Regions from separate parts of the Homo sapiens genome. Here region 2 is linked to region 1. Evidence: chromatin loops called from intact Hi-C (ENCODE). Cell type or tissue: ovary. All regions are shown on one strand. Each heading gives the region's core, and the rest is flanking DNA. Links, peaks and the distances in the headings are about the cores only. Region 1 overlaps BTD (biotinidase). Region 2 has its middle 110 kb from the start of GALNT15.

Region 1 (10,759 bases), core at 4,767-7,266:
TTCTTCATTTCTGTTAGTGTTTTTTAATCTCAGGCATTTCTTTTTTTATTCTTTCTTAGAATTTCCATCTCCCTGCTTAGATTACCCATCTGTTCTTGCATGTTGGCTGTTGTTTTTTTTTTCAGTAGAGCCTGTGGCATATTCATCATATTTATTTTAAATTGCTAGTCTGATAATTACAACATCCCTGCCATATCTGACTCTGGTTCTTCTGGGAGGTTTTTTGAGACAAAGTCTCCCTCTGTCACCTCCCTCTGTCACTGCTGGAGTGCAGTGGTGTGATAACAGCTCACTGCAACCTCCGCCTCCTGGGTTCCAGCATTTCTCGTGCCTCAGCCTCCCAAGTAGCTGGGACTATAGGCGTGTGCCACCAAGCCTGGCCAATTTTTGTATTTTTAGTAAAGACAGGGTTTTGCCATGTTGGCCAGGCTGGTCTTGAACTCCTGGCCTTAAGCTCCTTAGCCTCCCTAAGTGCTGGGATTACAGCCATGAGCCACCGCACCTGGCCTAACTCTGGTTCTGATGCCTGCTCTGTTTTCAAACTCAATTTTTTACCTTTTAGTATACCTTGTAATTTTTTGTTGGAAGTTGGACTCGATGTACTAAGTAAAGGAACAGCAGTAAAAAGGCATTTAATTGAAATGTGGTGGGAGGGAATGTGTTCTATTGTCTTTAGGGATCTTTAGGGAGCCTGTGTTTATGGACTGTGAACTTTACAAGTGCTTCTCAGCCCCCAACCCCACTCAGGCGGGACAGAATGGGGCTAGAGTTGGGTATTTCCCTTCCCCCAGGTCAGTTAAGCTTTGATAAAACCCCAATAGGTAAAAATAGTTTCTCTGGAGGAGAGGCCTGCTAAAGACCAGAATGCTTTGTTTCCTTTCCCTCTTCCTCTGGCAGAAGCATGGGAGGATTTTTTTCTCCAGTCTTCATTGTGAGAACCTGGTAGAACTCCTAGAGGTAAAACCTACAAAAGTGCGGGTGCCTCCATCTAAGACTGGGTCCCTCTGGAGTTGTTTTTTGTTTGTTTGTTTGTTTTGTTTTGTTTTTTCTGTTTGTTTTGAGACGGAGTCTCACTCTCATGCCAGGCTGGAGTGCAGTGGTGCGATCTCGGCTCACTGCAATCTCCACCTCCCGGGTTCAAGCAATTCTCCTGTCTCGGCCTCCCAAGTAGCTGGGACTACAGGCACCCGCCCCCTCGCCCAGCTAATTTTTTGTATTTTTAGTAGAGATGGGGTTTCACCGTGTTAGCCAGGATGGTCTCGATCTCTTGACCTCGTGATCTGCCTGCCTCGGCCTCCCAAAGTGCTGGGATTACAGGCGTGAGCCACCACGCCTGGCCCAGTTTTAATTTTTTATTTTGCATATAAGTTCAAAGCCTTCCAAAGTGTTTGTTTATGATTTATTTTCTTGTTAAAATCTGTTCTTGTTCATTGCCTGTTTATAAGTGTTGTCTTGATGTTTATTTTTTGCATGTACATTTTAATTTGTCAATCTGTTTCTTCTTTTATTTCAACTGTTCCAAATTTTAGAAAGTTGTTTCAAGTATCTGATACCTAATTCTAATTTATGCTAGCTTTTCTAACATTTGATATTCAACTTCTGATTTTGAGTTTATTTTTGTGTATGGCCTAAGATGCTATTATTCCTGTTGTTATTCATCCATCCCAGTATCATATTCAATCAACCTCCCCCACCACCACCACTATTTTGAGTGTGGTTGCATTAAAAAGCATGTGGGCTTTTGGTCAGAATAGATTTGGGTGAAATCCTGGCTATGGGTAGCAGTCTCCTTCTACTTTAAGAGTAACTTCTTCACAAAAGGAGCTAGATGATCCTCTGCTTTGCCTCTAATGCTGAGGAATGTTGCACCTACAACTATCATGGAAGACGCTGAAACCTCCATTACCCAATCCTGTACTCCCAGCACCCTCAGGGAGCCCCACCTCTGGAGGACTCAGACACTCATGCCAGGTAAAGCTGTAGGACAGAGGCCAGGCATGGTGGCTCACAGCTGTAATCCCAGCACTTTAGGTGAGAGGATTGCTTCAGGCCTGGAGTCGAGACTAGCCTGAGTCACATAGCAAGACCCCATCTCTACAAAAAATTAAAAAATTAGTCACACATGGTAGCATGCACCTGTAGTCCCAGCTACTTGAGAGGCTGTTGGGGAGGGATCACTTGAGCCTAGGAGTTTGAGGCTGCTGTGAGCTATGTATGATCATGCCACTGTACTCCAGCCTGGGCAACAGAGCAAGACCCTGTCTCAAAAAAAAAAAAAAAGAAAAGAAAAGAAAAAGAAGCTATAGGACATAGGGGAGCTAGTCATATGTCTGTCCTACTGAGACTCTAGATGGCACAAGGCAATGGCACTTGTGTTAGAACCAGAATGCAGCTATGGCTGACTTGGAACCGTCTGTCAGAGGAAAAAAGGCATGCAAATAGTTACTCATTTGACCAAAGCAGAAGAAAACCAAAATGTCCAATGCCTCCAGGAAGAAAGGCAAAGATAGAGATACTAATCATTTCTCTACACATCTGCCATGCCATGGGTGAAGAAGACAGCCAAGTTGGTGAACAGATCTGGAAAGGTTACCATCATTCTTGATTGAGCTCTGCCCTCCAACCGAACACCCCTGAGCAGCCACGGCATGCCGGCTCACCGTGCTTCCCACCACGCATGGATCAAGAGCACCTCCACAGGTTCTCAGAAGCTACGGCACCAGGACCCATTTGCCTGCTTTTTGCTGTTCCTCTTAAGACAGGGTCCTGCAATCACAGCTCACCGCAACCCCTGCCTCCCAGGCTCAAGTGATGCTCCCATCTCATCCTTCCGAGTAGCTAGGACTACAAGTGCATGCCACCATGCCCAGCTAATTAAAAAAATTTTTTTTTGGTAGAGACAGTGTTTCTCCATGTTGCCCAGGCTAGTTTCAACCTCCTGGGCTCAAGCAATCCTCCTGCCTCACCCTCCCAAAGTGTTGGGATTACAGGCATTAGTTACTGTGCCTGGCCTCTCTTGGTAATTTTGACTATGCCACTCCTAAATATATGCCTCTTGGCCTCTGCATGAGAGAAGGTGGCCTTTGATGTGTTATTTCCAGCACTGTGGTTTACTTTAGCTTTTTAAATTGTTTCTTTCATAATTTCTACTATCATCCAGCGTCAGTGTTTCTAGCCTATCCTATTAAGGGTTATTCTTTTGTTTTGTTTTGTTTTGTTTTTTGAGATGGAGTTTCGCTCTTATTGCCCAGGCTGGAGTGCAATGGCACGATCTCGGCTCACTGCAATCTCTGCCTCCGAGGTTCAAGCTATTCTCTTGCTTCAGCCTCCCAAGTAGCTGGGATTACAGTGCCTGCCACCACGCCTGGCTAATTTTTTGTGCTTTTAGTAGAGTTGGGGTTTCACCATGTTGGCTAGGCTGGTCTTGAACTCCTGACCTCAGGTGATCTACCCACCTTGGCCTCCCAAAGTGCTGGGATTACAGGCATGAGCCACCATGCCCAGCCCCAAGGGTTATTCTTTTGATTTGGGGAACAGGGTTCCTTGGCCCTATTACCCACCACATTGTTCTCCACTCTTTGCATCCTGAGCATCTCCATCTGCATTTTTCACTCCTGAGTACTGGCAGAGATGAGCACAAGGGTAATGGGACTTGATGTAGTGACATTGTATCCACCACATGCTTAGAGAGGTTACATCCACCACAAGCTTAGAGATTCTGTATCCACCACAGGCTTAGAGAGGTTGTATCCATCATACAGTTATGTTGCATCCACCATACATCTAGAGATGTTGTGTGCACTATACAATCAGCAATATTGTGTCCATCATACATTTAATAATCACAAAGCCATTACATGGCCCACATTTCTGAGCACATCTTCCCTGAAAATTTTGACACGTAGTTCTAGGACATCACATTTTCCATGCACTGGTTCTTTTTCTTCTGGATGTCAAGCCCTCAGGTCCACATTATCTAGAAGGTGTTCTTTAAGGTAGTCCAAGAAGGAAATGGGTAAGAAATTTCCCAAAGGCTTTTAAAAGCAATACCTTGCTGACACTCATTGAAACTCATTTCAGAGAATTTGACGATGGTTTTTGGAAGCCATAAGCATTCCAGAAGAACAGAGTAGCTAGAAGTGCCCCCACCATTCATGTGTCCCAGGACTGACTGACAGTGGAAAAGCTTTATGTGTGTGTATTTTCCTTGCTGCCTGGTCAAGGTCTCCAATCAATAGTTTAAGACTTTTTCACAGTTCATTTTCGACCACCGAAGATTTCCTTTAACTTTCCTGCAAACTCAAATATGCATTTAAAAATAATCTGTTTCATTTTTGCAGGATATGGTTGAAACATTTTTCAGATTATCTAGTCTACCATATTGCCCCCCACCTTTTTTTAAATCAGGAATTTTATTTAAGTAAAAACCAATAACAACCTGGTTCTTCAATGGTATTCCTGCCATAGCTAAGACAAGCACTGAGTCCTTTAACTGACCTGCATCAAATTGTTTAGGGGAGATTTTTCCTTCTAGTTTGAGTGTTTAATGCTTTCTTTGCTGCTTATTTTCATTAAATATGGTAGAAATACTTTGAAATCTGCCCAGATTCCATCAGCCCTATTGGAGAGGCACCTGAGAAATGAAGATGATGTTTCTGACTCATAACTTTCTTTGACATAAGGGAACAATAGGAGTCAGAATATAGGATATACATTCCTCTATCTTCTACTCAATTGGTTCTCCAAGTGTGACTCAGACCAGGAGCATCAGCATCACCTTGGAATTTGCCATAAAATGCAGATTCTCAGACCCTATTCCATACCTACTCAATCAAAACTTCCAGGCATGGGCTCCAGAGATCTGTGTGTTCAAGCCTTCAGGTGACTCTGATGGCGTGCTTACATTTGAGACCCTCTGCTCTGGTCTGATCACCCAGAATCTCCCTTGGGAGAGCTACCTTGAAATTTCTGCTTATTTCCCCTGCAGCGTATTGAAGACTCCACGGTGGTTGTTTTGTTTTGTTTTGAGATGGAATCTCACTCTGTCACCCAGGCTGGAGTGCAATGGTGCGATTTGGGCTCACTGCAACCTCCGCCGCCCGAGTTCAAGCGATTCTCCTGCCTCAGCCTCCCGGAGTAGCTGGGATTACAGACACGTGCCACCATGCCCGGCAAACTTTTTGTATTTTTAGTACAGACAGGGTTTCACCTCCGCAGTGGTCATTAAAGCTTGACCACTAAATTGCCCTGGTTCTTCAACATGCACTAGGCAGGCTGGACCAGAAGCCAGGAGACCTGGCTCCCAGTCTCATTATCATTACTAACCAGTCCTGGAGTTTTCCCTCACCATGAAGATGGAATTTTTACCATCTGCTTTCTCTGCTTTGTGTGGCAGGAAGATAAAAAAATAATAATAATGGATATTCAAACGGTTTATATTGCATGTAAAATGCAATGTGGCATTGATTGTAGATCCCTTAATTCAGACAGATTTCCCCACGCAGACGCTGTGTGTCACAGGGGGAATGGGCAGCGTCACTTTTTACATCCAGTCATATTGTATGAAATTGCAACAAATTCAAAAAGATGCCATCGTGGGAGTGTGGTGAGTAAAAAACAGCTTTCATGAAACTCAAATCTTGAAAGTCAGATGCTTTCTGGGTCTTGTTTAACTGTAAAAGAGATAGATGAAGTATTAGAAATGGAGAAGGAAAGGGGGGAAAAGCCATCCATTTACTGCTTAAGAATGGCTCTGCTATTGCGATACCTAAGGTCACATGCGTAGCCACTTGGGTTAATGATACTCAGTTTGTCCACGGAGTGGCAGTAGCAACTGTCTGAGAATCAGTCTCAGCCGGGGTTCCTTCTGTCTATAGAAAGTGAAAGACAGACTGTTATTCAAATTCCATGTGCAAAAAAGCCTTCTTACATTAAATACCTGGGCATTTCAGGAAGAAGTTTTATTTGACTTAAACTGTGAAGGCAGTTTCTCATTTGAGGAAAAGAAAGATATAACGTGTTTCAGTTGAAATGTCAAGATCCTTTGATTGCACATTTGGTTTCCTAGGATAAATTATTCTAGCCAATGGAGCAGAAACTGGCTAATCAAAGGCACAGTGCACAGTTACACTTCTGTATATCATTCTCTTTTTTTAAAATAATAGCTGGAATTTTTTTTGAAAGTGAAATTACAATTTACCACCTCAACTCAGAGGACATATTAGCTTGATAACTTATTCACAGTTGCTGGTGAGTTCAGGCTTAAATCATCAGCTGTCACTCACAAGTGTTTACCCTTGAACTTTCCGAATGAGACATCAAACGTCTTGGTAGTGGGTGGGTTTAAACAAAGCTGCCCACGCGAGAACCATTGTGGAGCTTCTTGTTCCAGGGGCCGGTCACGGACAAGCTCATGACCAGCACACTCAGATGTGACAATCAGATAACAAGAGGCAAGAGAAGACTTTCTGGGAAATAAAAGATCATTTTTGTGATTTCTTTAAATTCAGATCATATAAATTAGGTGAAGATAGACATTATTTCTCCTGTTTATGTAAAAGAATTTAGACAATGAAGTCACGAAATTCATGAGAATAATTTAAAGACTGTTGGAACTTCCCAATGTTTTTCTTGGCATTCAGTCACTACACATAGAAATGTATACTATGCCGGTTCCTAATGACTTAGCAGTTCCCTCAGGCTTTGTTCCACAGGATGTGACATCTCCTCTGCCAACTTTTCCTGCCTCCTTTCCTAATCATAGGATTGCTATTCTCCCTGACAAGTAAAGAATGACAAGATATTTTATTAAAAAGATGTTTTATTTATCTTTTAAAGATTTTTTAATGTATGTATCTGCCTCTGAAATTATTAAGAATGCCTTAATAATAATCCCTCTCATTTTATTTCAGAAGACACTATTGTAATAGCATGGCTAGGAAGGAAACACAGCTAATTATTAAGATGAATCATTTAGCAAGGTGGGGAAAAATCCCTTGTGTGTAAAAATATCTAGTGATTGACATATTACCAAATTTACATGAAATAGATTTCCATGTAATTGAGACTGATTTTTCCTATTAGATGGAAAGAACCTTCCTGATCAGGACTGGTGTTGGGGGAATGTTTTCCTTATGAAATCAGAAGCAGAGCTTCTGTAGGGCCGTCCAAGATCAGGATGCTTACTTCAAGATGCCACTCTGCATCTCTCCCCACCTGCCAAGTGTTTCCTGTCTCCCAGATGCTTTCTATTGGCTTATTGTAAGGACTTTGACTTCTGCGCTACGTGAACTGGGGAGTCACTGGAAGAGTTTCAGAGGTGCACCTTGGTAGACTCAGGCTTTCTCTGGATCTCACTGGCTGCTCTTATGAGTCCAGAATGGAAGAGGATGAGGACAAATGCAGGGGGATGTTAGGAGACCACTAAGCAGGTCCCTGTCATTTCTCTCTCTGTGATTCCTTTTGCTGCCACTTTCTCCTTGTCCCCTTGGCTCCAGCCCCCTGCTGTCCTTGCTGTTTCTTGCACCCGCCCGTGAGGCATGCTCCTGCCTCAGGCTCTCTGCCTGCCGTGCTCTCACCTCGCAGACCCACGTGATTTCCTCCCGAACCCCCTTCAGGCCTCGGTCCAAACATCACCCTCTCATCGAGGTCTTCCTTGACCACACTGCTTAAAATTGTCCCCCTCGCCTCACCTTACCACCTTCACTGCCTCATTTCTCCTTTGTGCTTAATCACCATCTCACACAGTTATCCAGAGCACGAGCCCCACGAGGAAGGGTCTGTCTTGTCCACTGTTGGACCCCTGACACCTAACCCCTGGGGCTGGCCCACAGTTGGGAATTGCATGGCTGTCTGAAGCCAGCACCTTCCTGGTTCTGCTGTTCCCTGGAAGTGGGGTTCAGTACACCCCACGAGCCAAGGCCCTCATCTCAGAGGGCGTGCACATGGTTGCCTCAATTGTGCTTTCACACTGGACCCTTCCTGCAGTTTACTCTCCTATGTCAGATGCCCTTCAATGAAAGCAAGTACATTGCCACCTTGTCACACCTCTAGTTACCATTTTCTTTATGGTCCAGGTCCTGACCAGCTCTAAAGATGGGTCAGCTGCTGTATTTCCAAGAACCCCATGACTTCCAGGGCCCCTTGTTCCCAGGAAGGCCCCGCACCCCAGTCGTCCCGTGCATAACCTCACGGGCCAGCACCTGGTAGCTGCTGGAAGGCTTCTGGGGGATGCCTGGGCCCCTCCAGCCCTACCTCTAGTCCTGCCACTTTACAACTGAGCACCTCCCGCTGCTGCCTGCTGAACCCTTCAGAGTCCTTGCCACAGGCCCTATTTACTTTTTCCTGAGAAGGTATGTGTGATGCCAAAGAGAGAAAAGCAGCATTTGCTAATTTGGGTAAAATGTTTCTTTGGGAAGGGCAAATTGATGTACAGTTGTCCCTCAGTATCTGTTGGGACTGGTTCCAGGACCCCGTGGATACCGAAACCCTCAGATGCTCAAGTCCCTTATATCAAATGGTGTAGAATTTACATGTAACCTAAACACTTCCTCCTGTACACTTTAAATCATCTCTAGATCCCTTACACTACCTAATACAAACTAAATGCTATATAAATAATTGTTATACTGTATTTTTTAAATTGCTATTATTTTTTATTGTTGTGCTATTATTTTTATTGGGCTCCCTCCTCCCCCTCCCACCCCAGTAATTTCAATCCAAGGTTGGTGGAATCCATGGATGCAGAAACAATGGATACTGAGGGCCGGCTGACTAGACCTATTTTTATTGTAATTACTCATTCTCTTCTACCTCATTAAGCTTGGTTCTTTCAAGCATGAATACCTGGTTGAATCTGCATAACCTCTTATTATCGACCTACCTTTGTTCACACACAAATGATTGCCACTTAGAGCTCTCCTACCGGGCTCCTTTTGTAAAATAAATTTTATCTTCTCCAGATAGAAAGAAATGTGATACCTTGCGGATTTTGCGGTTTCCTTGTTTTGCTGGATTGCAAGTCCTTTAGACATAAACAAATGTTCTGTACCCCGACATCGGTGGTACCCAGCTCTCAGTTGAGAAAGAGATGTAATGTGAATGCCACTCTTGGCCCCAGGCACTCCTCACTTGCCCCCACTGGGGACTGGTTCATACCCTCCTCTCCTGGCCTCAGTTTCCATACCTCTTAGTGAGGCCTTTGCGTTATACTTCAGAAATATTGTCAGTATGACTTTGAAGATGAAAGTTTGCCCCCAAAATCACTCTCTGTTATCATTGTGAAACCAGAGATGGAATGGAAAAATGGGTTTCTGAGACATTTTAAATTATTCCTTGCTTGTCTTTAGAGGCAAAATTCAGATAAGAAAGCTTATCAATTATACTTTTGTTTCTACTCAAAAACTCATGACTGCTCACTCAAAGACTCCTTGTTCTTATCTTAAAACATTGTTTACAGTGTCCCAGATGAATGGCAACAAATCCTGGGGTTTGGTGTTTGGATGGTACATTTCCCTGGGGAAAGAAATAACAGTTTGAGATGGAACCGGGTTGGGGTGGGAGAATACTTCTCATTCTGAGGAATATTTAATTTTGCCAAGATGAGCATTTCTAGTTCTTAGTCTGTTGACGAAAAGAGCTATGGTTTGTTTCTGGAACTTTTGATAAAAAATAAAGAAATTTGTAGCCTGGGGAGTTTGGTTTTAAAATGCAAACACAGGAGTTATGAGTTGAGACTTGGACAGGGTGTCATTTTCTTTTTAAAGGGCAGCAATATGATTCTTTGATTTGTCTTTGTTATCTTGACTTTTAATCCGGATTCCTGGGCAGTTGTTCAGCCCCAGGACATCTCCATGGGCAGGTGGCCTGGCCTTGGCACACTACCCAGTAAATCTCTGCCTGAGAGGACGCTTTAGCTGGGAGGCCAGGCTGATTTTTAAAGGCAGAATTGGACTATTTACTCTAAAACAGTAATGCACACTGTTTAGAAAGAAACATTCCTATTCTGGGAGGAAGGAGGAGACACACAGAAGTATCATTTATTTCTAGTCTTTTCTGGTAGAAGCTATGAAGCTGAGTTTACTCTCTGGAAATTTGTAGTTTATTTTCTAGAAAATTGCATTTTATCACTGCAAAAAGGATTTTATTTCCAAATGAGTAGGCTTTTGAGCAAGAGTTTTGGAGTCACAGAGATGGGGTTAAGAAAGTGATAATGTGCAATGGCGATTCTCAAGTTCAAGGAGAAAAAATAACATGCTTTTATTGGGATACTTTGCTTGTCTATAAAAGAAAGTAGCTATTGGCATTTATGTAGAAGTCAGCAGTTTCTTGGCACCAAATAAATAATTTTGTGCTGAATAAAGGGAGAGTTATCCATAGTATTTATTACTAACCAAAGAAATGCAGGGAGAATTGTAATTCATTAGGTTTTGATGGCCAGGAAAGCCAAGCTGTGTTATTAGGGTCATGACAATCACAGACATTACGGATGGCTGACCTGTAGTATGGATAGAGGGCAGAGGGTAGAGTGTGAAATATATCACAGAATTATGTCAAATAATCTGGATAGTTACTACTGCTTAAAATCTAAGTGCACAGCTAGAAAAGTGGGTAGTGACGCACTACAGTCTTGCTGAACACTGGGTAAGAAAATCATAGCAAACGTTGAGTCTGTTTTGGAAATGTTCTAAAACCAGACTATTAACACAGTGAGCCATTTTAAATGTGGCTTGCTACGTGTTTGGAGAGAAACACATACTCT
Region 2 (10,759 bases), core at 3,345-5,844, 430 kb after region 1:
TTTTAAAATCACAAATCTGATCAGGTCATTTTTCTGTTTACAAATTTCAGTGACTGCCCATTGTCCTAAGGATAAATCAATACTTCTCAGCAGGCCTTAAGAGTTGACAGGCATGATCCAGCTATGATTCCCTCTCTGGCCACATCTCTGGTCACACCCAGACTCACACCCCTTTCCCCAGTCACGCTGAGCTCCATGGTGTTCCAAGAATGTTCATTGCTCTCCAGCTTAAGTCTTTGTACATGTTGTTCTTTCTCCTGGAACCGCACCTCATTCTCAACTCTTATTTGTCCAGCAAGAATCATTTCAGATGTCACCTCTTCCAGGAAGGACTAGGAATATCCCATCTGAATTCCCACAGTATCTGGGAATTTGTCATGTTGTGTAATAATGGTCAGCTTACATGTATATATCTGTCAGTAAACTATTAACTCCCTAAGGGCAGTTGCCATGCTATATTTAATTTTTTTAATTCTTAAAACCTAACACATAGTGCTTGGCATATAATAGATGCTCAATAAACCAATGTGAATAAAAAAATAAATGAATGTCCCTGAACCCTACCTACATTTTTGCATCATGGGAAGAAACCAGAGGGATATAGGGTAGCAGGGCTTTGAGGTGACCACACAGTTGAGACGCTGAGACCTGAAAACAATTTTATGACCATGTCATAATTTTGCCAAGAATTAATTCTTCCCTAAAAAATGTCTCCTATGAGAACCTACATCCACAGCCATGCAACATGACAGTGTTCTTGTTTTTTGAAGTCTTGTTACAATGGACTCTGTCACAGAGGCCTGGAATTTAGTCATTTAATTAACAAAGATATTTTGAGCTTCAACTGTGCCAGGCCCTGTACATATAGAAACATGAAGACAACATGACTTGTTTTCCTCAAGGAGCTTATACTGTAGTGGACAATGGGTAACAGGGTTTGGTTTTGATTTGATGCTACTCTGGGGGAGGGCTGCCTCATTTACTGGGAACTCAGCGGACCAACGTTAATTCTGCTCTAAAAAATGCTTAAATTTTTTTTCTAGGAGAAAAAAAATGAATAAAGCTCACCCAAGAGAATAAATGTAGATGACATATCTCATCATGGAAACAAAACCTTTTTTTTCTTTTTTAAAAAAATGATACATTGACAAATAAATAAGACACCGGAGGCAGATACTTAGAAATCAGGAAATTCAACCTGTGTGCTTCTGATGTAACTCAGTCACAAGGATGAAACAGACTTTTCTCCCTAGAGGCCCAGTCTGTCCCTAAAATCCTTGAGAATTGTGGTCCAAATTCTGTTGGTGGGATAAATTTTTTTTTTTTTTTTTTTTTTGAGATGGAGTCTTGCTGTGTCACCCAGGCTGGAGTGCAGTGGCGCAATCTCGGCTCACTGCAAGCTCCGCCTCCCGGGTTCACGCCATTCTCCTGCCTCAGCCTCCCGAGTAGCTGGGACTACAGGCGCCCTCCACCACGCCCGGCTAATTTTTGTATTTTTAGTAGAGACGGGGTTCACCGTGTTAGCCAGGATGGTCTCAATCTCCTGACCTCGTGATCCTCCCACCTCAGCCTCCCAAAGTGCTGGGATTACAGGCGTGAGCCACCGCGCCCGGCCAAAATGTCCTTGAGTGAGATGTGTAGTAAGGGAATGGGAGATGGTGAGAGCCTAAAATGGGTCTTTGGTTCTCTAGGCCAAACCCAGAACTGATGCTGGGAAGGATTTCAATATGTAAACAACATCAATGACTGGACCTATGTCAACGGATCACAGGAATATAGGATGGATGTCACACAGCAGAATTTGACCTAAAGTGATTGCAAGGAGAGCAGGAAAATATGCTCCAAATTCTTCTCTGAATGTCATCCACCTAATCAACTATCCAATCTGAAATATCCACTCACTTTTGCATTTCTTCTCAAAGTTAAACTTCTGATATCTAGAAATATACTTAAAAGGGGAACCTCAGGAGAGCTATTTGCTTTTTAATAATATTGTAAATTATTGACTCTAATTATTTCCTCCCTCTGTCCACACCCTTTGCCATCTATATTTACTATCTATATTTGTACTTCCCTGACCTAGACTTGTGCTTTAGCCAATGGAATGTGAGTGAAAGTGATAATATGGCAAAGTTTTGGGTCTGTCTTAAGTGACAGTACTTGATTCTGTTTGCCTGTCTTGTATCTCTACCATTACCATGAGAAGAGCTTGTCCTGGGAAGCTCCTGCCTCCTAGCAATGATGAACACACATGGAGTAGACATGAGCCCCAAATCAGTGAGGAGCCAAGCCCAGCTGTACCTTCAACTTGCTTCAGAGATACCTAGCTGATGCTAGACTAGATTAACAGAACCACACCCAACCTTTGAACACACAAGCAAGAATTAATGATTGTTGTTTAAGTCACCGAGTTTTGGGTTGATTTGTTACCCAGCAATAAATGGCTGCTACAAATAATAATAATAATAATAGCCAATTTGCCTATGACTTGACCAGGATCATTCAGCTAGTGACCAGTGCAGATGGAATTCAAATCTGCCTCTAAATTCCATACTCTTAATCACTTCCTTATATGATCTTGAGAAATAAACCTAGTTAATACTTAGGTGAGTTATTTTCAGGCAGAAATTTTTATCCTGGAATTAAGACAATATGAGAAAAGACATACATTTCTTTTCACATGGATTACAGGGAAGAGGAGAGCTATAGTCATACCAGAATAATTCACTCATAAGAAAATTCAGTCAGGGCCCCCAGATCTGACAGAGAGGGAACAGCATATTAAAACAGAAAACTAGAAGAAAGCAGGATTCAGGATTTAAAAATAGCAGGCCATAAAAAGTACAGATGAAGGGCTGCCCAGTATGACCACTATCATGCTAGAATTTGTCTGCCTCTTACTATCTTTGTGGTCTTCTCTGTGCCTTAGCTTTTCATCTATGAAATAGGAATAATGAAAGTAACTACTTCATCAGGCTGTTCAGAGGATTGAATGAGTTGGTGTGTGTCAAGTGCTGGGAAGAGTGTCTGGCACATTGTAAGCAGTGTATGCGTGTTAGCTTAGTGGTGCCTCTAGAAGGGAGCACCATACTTAACTATCTGCCTGGTATTTCTGACTCCACCACTGTGATGGTTTTGTATTGTGTCAACTTAGCTACTAGAACTACATTTCCCAGAATTCCTTCCCCTGTATGGTCTAGATTAGGAGTGCCATGTGAGGAATCTGCGTGAGATTTGGAAGGTGAATGTGGAGCATCAGCCATCACTGTCTGGAGGTCGGTGTCGGACACAAGGGGCTGCTGCAGTCTTCACTCATCACGGACCTACACAGGGCAGCAGCTGGGCCTGCACCTCCTCTCCTCCTTCTGGACCTCCTCCTGTAGCTGCTCTGGCCAGGAGTGTGTGTCACTCCATGATGGAGGATCCCAGCTTGCGGGTCACCGATGTGGTTGAGATTGAGATGGTAGAAGACAGATATGACTTGCAGTTGGTCCCTGTGGATTTCAGTTGGTCCTTATGGATTCCTCTTTGTCTTCACAGATTTTCGTTTTCCTTGCTTTTTTGCACTTCATGCCCAGCTTTCCATCCAAACAGCCTGGCCTGCTGACCCATAGCAACTTCAGGATTGGCCCACCAAATGCAGAGGGAACAGCCTTGCACAGACATCTCCACCAGCTCCCATCATGACTCCAGGTCCAATCTCTATTGCAAATCTGTGTTTTTCTACATCATTCATCGTGGTCATGCTTCCTTGATTGAACCTTGCCTGATACATCCCCCACCACATTGCTCTGTGAGTTGGATATAAGACAGTGGTACCACTGAAAGCTCAAGGTTCTTTTTAACACATTTTGCATTTACTATAACTCTAAGCATTTTGGCTCCCAACTGCCACCCTTTGCCTTCTCTCTATTTCCCCAGAACTTCTCTGTGGGAGGACTTTGAGCAATAAGGAAAGAGTATTGACTGCTGAAATTCCACAGAAAAAATATCCAATTTCTTTCTTCAGCACAGTGATGGGTGGGGTTAACCACAGATTTGTCATCAGATTTTAAAATCAAAGCAGTAAGATTTTCCTAAAAATAAATGAAAAAGAAAAAGAATTCTATTTACCTCAATATTGCTATTTTCACAATTTCCTAGAACAAGTTGTACGGAGTAATACAAATGCTAAGAAGGTGGGTCCAAATGAAATACAGAATTCATAATAAGAGGATGTTGTTACTCAGAAGAAGGACAACCCAGTGTGCTTTGAGATGGTATTGCAGCAATGAAAACAAGCTCAATGTCCATGTCAGATAAACAATTGTCGTCACAGCTCTGGAAGTTTGGGAAGTGACTCATCTTCAGGAATGGGCAGTGAGTGAAGACAACTGTTTACCTCAGCCCTTTGGTGGTTGACACAAACATTCTTTTCTTCCCCTGTGACTTGGCCACTGGGAGATGCTGTTGCAGCCACGTGCATCGGCACCCCAGCTTCCACCACATAGATGCTCACCTCTCCTGCCCCGTGATGCCTTACACTCTCTGCCCTCAGGTTCTTACTGTCCTTAGGGGTGGAAAATCTCTAAAATCAGTGGATTTCCTGGTAAATGGGGGAGAAAATAATTCAGGAAGCCTCTCCTTGCAAGGAGGGACCATTGTTAGGAACTTTTGGTCTGAGATGCTATGGCTGAGTCCAGGGGGGCAACAAAGAACAGACCAGTTCCAAACTCGATCAGCTAGCAAAAAAAAAAAAAAAGAAAAAAAAGAAAGGGACTAAAGGGGGTGTAGAGACTCTGGTGGAGGCAGGGCAGAGCCAAAATCAGGGAGAGGATCCTCCCCTGTCAGTGGGAGGTAGTGATTGCTGGAGTCAGGGCCACAGCAAGGTCAGGGATGGAGGAATGGAGAATTCATGCAGGAGAAGCTTGGCTGGAGCTGCAGTGAATCAGAGGGTGCATCACCAGCAGGGCTCTGGCTAGCTGCACTGTTGTCTTTTTCTGCTTTATCTGAGTTGTTTCATTACCAGGACCCAGAATTTCTACTGCTATAGCCATAGAGGGCTGACTGCTCAGGAAGCAGGGTGGCAGTGGAGGCATGTCATCCAGAGAAGTGCACATCCTTGCACCAGGACACATGAACAACAATGTTCACAGTGGCATTGCTCATAATAGCTCCAAATGAGAAACTAACCAAACGACATCAACGTCAGAATGGATCAAGAAATGGTGGTATATTTATAAGTAAACTGCAGCTGTTTATACAGTGGAATACTATATTCATTTCCTAGGGCTGCCATAACAAATTAGTACAAACTGTGTGGCTTAAAATAACAGGAATTTATCATTTCACAATTGAGGAGGCTAGAAGTGTAAAATCAAGGTATCAGGAGGGTTGGTTCCTTCTGGAGGTTCTCGGGGAGAATCTGCTCCATGCCTGTCTCCCAGCTTCTGGTCTTTGCCTGCAATCCTTGGCATTCCCTGGCTTGTAGCTGTCATCACTCCCATCTCTGCCCCCATCTTCACATGGTACTCTCCCTGTTTCTCTCAATGTCTTCACATGAACATCTTATAAAGACAACAGTCATCAGATTAAGGGCCCCCCAATCCGGTATGAATCATTTTAACTGATTACATCTGCAAAGGTCCTGTTTCCAAATGAGGTCACTTTCTGAGGTTCTATGTGGATGTGAACTTTTTGGGGGACACAATTCAATGAGTGCAAATACTATACAGCCATGAAAATGAATGAACTACGGCTGCATGCAACATGGCTGAAACACAGACAAAATATTCAGGAAAAAAAGTTACACACAAAAGAGTATGCACTGTGGTGTTACACTGTAAAACTCAAAGTTAGGAAAAGTTAAACCATAGTGCTTAGGAATGCATAGTTTGGTGATATATAGGATATATGTATCATATTATAATGAAAAACAAGTAAATGATTCCCATAAAAGTCAGGATATTGGTTACTTTTAGAAGGGAAAGGAGTATGAGAGGGGGTTCCTGGGATGCTGGAATGTTCTCTTTTTTGACATGGCTGGTGGTTGCAAGACTGTTTTTTGATATTCCATGAAGCAGTTTTATTTTCTGTATGCCTGCTGTTTTTCACAATAGAGCATGGGGGTGTCAGAACTGGAACCTGCTGTTCCAGGTTCTGGCACCAGCTGCTGGGTCTTGGGTAAGTTGCCTCCCTGGACCTCGGTTTTCTCATCTATAAAATGAGATGGTTGGAGATGATGCCCTCCAAGCTCATTAAAATATAACTCATTTAATTCTCCAGGCATTTCTCGAGGAGAGGAGACCCCCAACATTATGTTTACAAAAAAGGAAACTCTTGAGAGAGGCTCCATAGCATTAGAGTTAGACTTTGAAACCAGAACTTAGAGTTGAGTCTTAGCTCTGCCTTCTTTCTAGAAGGGGCCATGGACAGATTACTTTAACATTCTGGGCTGCAGTTTTCTTAGGCACAAAATGGGTGTAGTGAAAAGAACCTTCCTTACAGAATTGATGAGAAGATGAAAAGAAATGATGTACACAAAATGCCTGGCTCAGCACCTGGGATCTAGTAAGCCACTCACTGGTTACTGGCATCTTGCTAACCGACAAAAGCCAAACAAATCAGATGAATTCAACAAATTGTTCTTAAATACCTATTGTGGAGCCAAGGGTGTTCACAGAATATGATCTCCTTTTATCTTCACCTCAATGCTGTGATGTTGCTTATCCTTCTGAGTTTTTATAGATAACACATTGGGACTAAGAAAGAGGGAGGAAGTAATATGGTCAAAGCCGCTCCTTAGAAAGATTTCTCTGGCAGCTGTGGGGACAGAGTAGAGGGAAGACAGAATGATGGTGAGGAGACCTGTCAATGGCAACGGTTCAGACAAGTTGTGGGGAGGGCTCGAACAAGGGCAGAAGCCAGGCTGCAGGTGGCATGAGGCAGTGTCACATCAGTCTCACTCACTACTGTGGCCAAGTCTCCTTAAATGTTTGCTGAGTGAATGGATGACTGAATGGTGTCTCTGACAGAGACATATGGATGAAGGAGATAGAGGTAAAGTGCAGGGAGGACCCATTGATGACAAAGGGGTTTCCAGATCAGTCTGTCACGGGGAGCAATTCAAGAGAAGAGGTGGGGCCGGGCATGGTGGCTCATGCCTGTAATTTCAGCACTTTGGGAGGCTGAGGTGGGCGGATCACCTGAGGTTGGGAGTTCAAGACCAGCCTGACCAACATGGAGAAACCCCATCTCTACTAAAAAATACAAAAAATTAGCCAGGCGTAATCCCAGCTACTCCAGAGGCTGGGGCAGGAGAATTGCTTGAACCCGGGAGACAGAGGTTGTGGTGAGCCGAGATGGTGCCGTTGCACTCCAGCCTGGACAACAAGAGCGAAACTCTGTCTCAACTTGAGTTGTAGAGCCTGGACTAGAGCCAGCCTCATGTTCCCTTTACCACTTGCCCTTGGAGGGAGAGATGCACAGGTTAAGAGCATCTTATTCCGTCTTTTCTTTCTTTTCTGGGCCAGCACCCTTGAAGCAGCAGGAAGAGTGTCTAGAGCCAGGATGTGCACTTCCAGATGCCTGCCTTACCCTTCAGCTCCCAGCTCCGCCTTGGTGTGAAAGGAAAGGCCAGCTGGCACCATCAATAGCTAGCTTGTCAGCAGCAAAACAACCATCCCATTGATCAAGGAGGCTGATTTTCTGCCAAACACTGGGAAGGCTTCAGTGCACTTTCTGGTCAATCCCAACTGGATTCTGGGATAGCAGTTCCTGCTAGCTTCTTCCCTCCCTGTTTATTTGGTTCTATAAATGTGGAGGGCATCCATTTGAAATCTGGGTACCCAGATCTGGATGGGCTGTCAGGCTGGACTGAAGGAGTCCACTTCAAAGATCATCCTTCATGGCTGGAGGGAAACTGAATAAAAAAGTTGAGATCTGGCTGGGTGCAGTGGCTCACACCTGTAATCCCAGTACTTTGGGTGGCCAAGGCAGGGGGGATCACCTGAGGTCAGGAGTTCAAGACCAGCCTGGCCAACATGGTGAAACCTCATCTCTACTAAAAATACAAAAATTAGCTGGGCATGGTGGCGCATGCGGCTGTAATCCCAGCTACTCAGGAGACTGAGGCAGGAGAATCACTTGAACCTGGGAGGTGGAGGTTGCAGTGAGCCGAGATCAGCCGCTGTCTTCCAGCCTGGGTGACAGAGCGAGACTCCATGTCAAAAAAAAAAAAAAAAAAAAAGTTGAGGTCTAGTCTCTGATGGAGGCTTTGGGGCACAAGACAGGGCTCATGTGGTTGGCTGACCCTCCTTCTCAGCCCCCATACTTCCTAGGCATGTCGCTTCTGCTTGGATGTCCAGAAATTTGTAAAGCACTCTTTCAGGACTGTGTTCAGACACGCTAGGGAGGCCTGTGGGATGCTGCTTTCATGTGTGCTCTTGGGGTGCAGCGATGGGTTGGAGGGCGGTGCTGACACTTCCCCTGATGAAATGGCCCCCTTGCCTGGAGAGAGCTCCTTTCCTTAGCTCTGGCAGGGGTATGTTTTTCCATCCTCCTTGGTGTGAACTCCTGGAGTTAGTTTTGTGTCACTTTGGATCTTAGTGAAGCAATGTGCAAGGGGAAGATTAATGGAAAAACTCTCCTCCCAACTGCCTGGAAAATATTTTCCCCTTTTCAGCATGAAAACTAAGAGGAGTGTCAGCTGAATGGTCTGAAGAGAAGAGGAAGTTGCTGTTCCCTGTGTTAGCTCAGGCCCCTGCTCTGCCCTTTTTGCTGGGTCTCTCTCATGAGTAGGACTTTACTTTTTTTTCTCTAAGGATCTCTGTTGGACCTCAGAGGTATGAAATCTGTCAGCAACTGACTTCTGTTCAGCGCCCATCCTGTGCACGTCCTAGGCAGGCTGCTGTCTTGACATCTGATATGTGGGACAACCCTGCAAGGAAGATTAAAGTAACTCTACAGATAAGGAAACTGAGGCTCAGGGAATTAATTATCTTCCTGGAGGTCACATAGCAGCTAAATGATGAAGCTGAAATTCAGATCTATTCTCTGTGGGTTCTTCCTGTAATGCTGCATGATGTCAGTTCCTGGCATAGCGCCTGGCACACTGCAAAGCTCACATGTGTTGAGAGAATGAAAGAAGAAAGGAGCCAGTGAATGGAGGCCTCTTCAGGCTCCCATGAGCTGAGTTGACTTCATTTTAACATTTTTACTTCTTGTGAGGCCTTCTCCTCACAATGCCTTTATTTCCCAATCAGGAGAACTGATGGGAAAATGCTTGTTCCTGCCTGTGACTTTGGTTGGTGATCTAGGGAAGGTTGTGAGGCAACAAGGAGGGCTTATAAGATAGAATAGTGAAACCACTTAGCTGATAGTGTGACCTCATGAAGGATACCTAACATCTCTGAATCAACACAAAAGGCAAGAGCAGTCCCTTCACCTTGGTATTTTTGTAAAGATTAAATGAATGTGTGAATGGATGCATATAGTAAATAAATAATTAAATGCAAAGATTTGATACTAGAGGTATTTAGTAAAGCCTCTGGTACGTGGTGGTGCTTATTCATCATTTTGTTTTGGTTTATTTTAAAAACTTTAATTCAGGGAGTCTTGTGCCTGGGGGAGGGGAGGCATCTCGTGTATGGACATTTTGCTTGGCGGTGCATTTGTCCGGGAATTGGTCCACAGCATTTATTTGATTCTCAAAAAAGGGTTCATGACCCCCAAATGTTTAAGAACCACTGCAGTTGAATTTGATTTTTGACCCATGGTTAAAAGCCACTGAACTAAGAATATATTGTGTCTGCATGTTCTTGGAATTATGCTGGGGGCTATTCAAAGCAAAACAAAGAGAACATGAGGAATCTTTGCCTTTTCACAATTTAAATATGGTCAAACTTGTAAGTGGAGGCACTGACAGAGTTATGCTCATTGAAAGGAGATGATGCATTGACTGAATTAGGTACATATATAGATAAATATCAGAAATGATGTGTGAGGGGAGAATGCAGAAAAATAGTTAAATATTCACTAATAGTGTTAAAGCAATAGATATTAGTTTTTCTATTTTAACTTTTCTTCCAAGAGTATATCTAATAGCCAGCTATTATTGCACACTTACTAGCATCAGGTAGTGGGTTGTTTGTTCTAAATGTTTGATCCTGTTTAATTCTTATGACCACACTATGAAGTAGATACAAGCACAGCTATCCCTCCATATCCATGGGGAATTTGTTCCAGCACTCCCCATGGATACCAAAATGTATGAACACCCAAGTACCTTATGTAAAATAACACAGTATTTGCATACAACCTACATACATCCTCCTGTGTACTTTAAATCATCTCTAGATTACTTATAATACCTAAAACAATGCTTACATGAACTCAACATAGTATTCAACATGCAGCAAACTCAAGTTTTGCTCTTAGAACTTTGCAGAATTTTTTTTTCCCTAATATTTTCCATCTGTGGTTGATTGAATCCATGGATGTAAAACCCATGGATGCAGACGGCCAACTGTATTATCTCTATTTTATTTCTGAGGAAGCTGTGATTCAGAGAAGTTAGATGACTTGCCTAGGGTTACACAGCTAGTCAATGGAAATTCTCAAAATCATGAGTTGTCCTGGGACTTATCTTTGAAAATGTCTTTATTCCTTTGGCATCTTTCTCAACCCAGAGTAGTGAGTGTATCAGTTAAGATGCTTTTGGCTAAAAGTAACAGAAATCCTCAGCTCAAGCTGTATCTTAAAAACAGGGAATTTTATTTTG

The links. Peaks named below come from ENCODE experiments on the same cell type or tissue, not always from the same donor. Only the 100,000 strongest peaks of a DNase experiment are listed, where the experiment ranks them.
Region 2: it touches region 1 in a loop (4-fold over the local background); 23 of 110 quality-filtered maps call a loop at or near these places.

Annotation. Positions count from the first base shown.
Region 1 is chr3:15,624,516-15,635,274 of GRCh38, forward strand. All of the region lies in intron 1 of BTD (biotinidase), which reads left to right. Among named protein-coding and RNA genes, the nearest start is that of BTD, 28 kb to the left of the region's middle. In ovary, for the core only: a CTCF peak has its summit at 5,807; a DNase peak (open chromatin) is centred at 5,826; H3K4me3 peaks cover 305 bases; H3K27ac peaks cover 2,096 bases.
Region 2 is chr3:16,056,164-16,066,922 of GRCh38, forward strand. No RefSeq gene overlaps it. Among named protein-coding and RNA genes, the nearest start is that of GALNT15, 110 kb to the right of the region's middle. RefSeq lists an enhancer at 3,488-4,687. In ovary, for the core only: no CTCF peak of the experiment used is centred there; DNase peaks (open chromatin) are centred at 4,458 and 4,908; H3K27ac peaks cover 2,500 bases.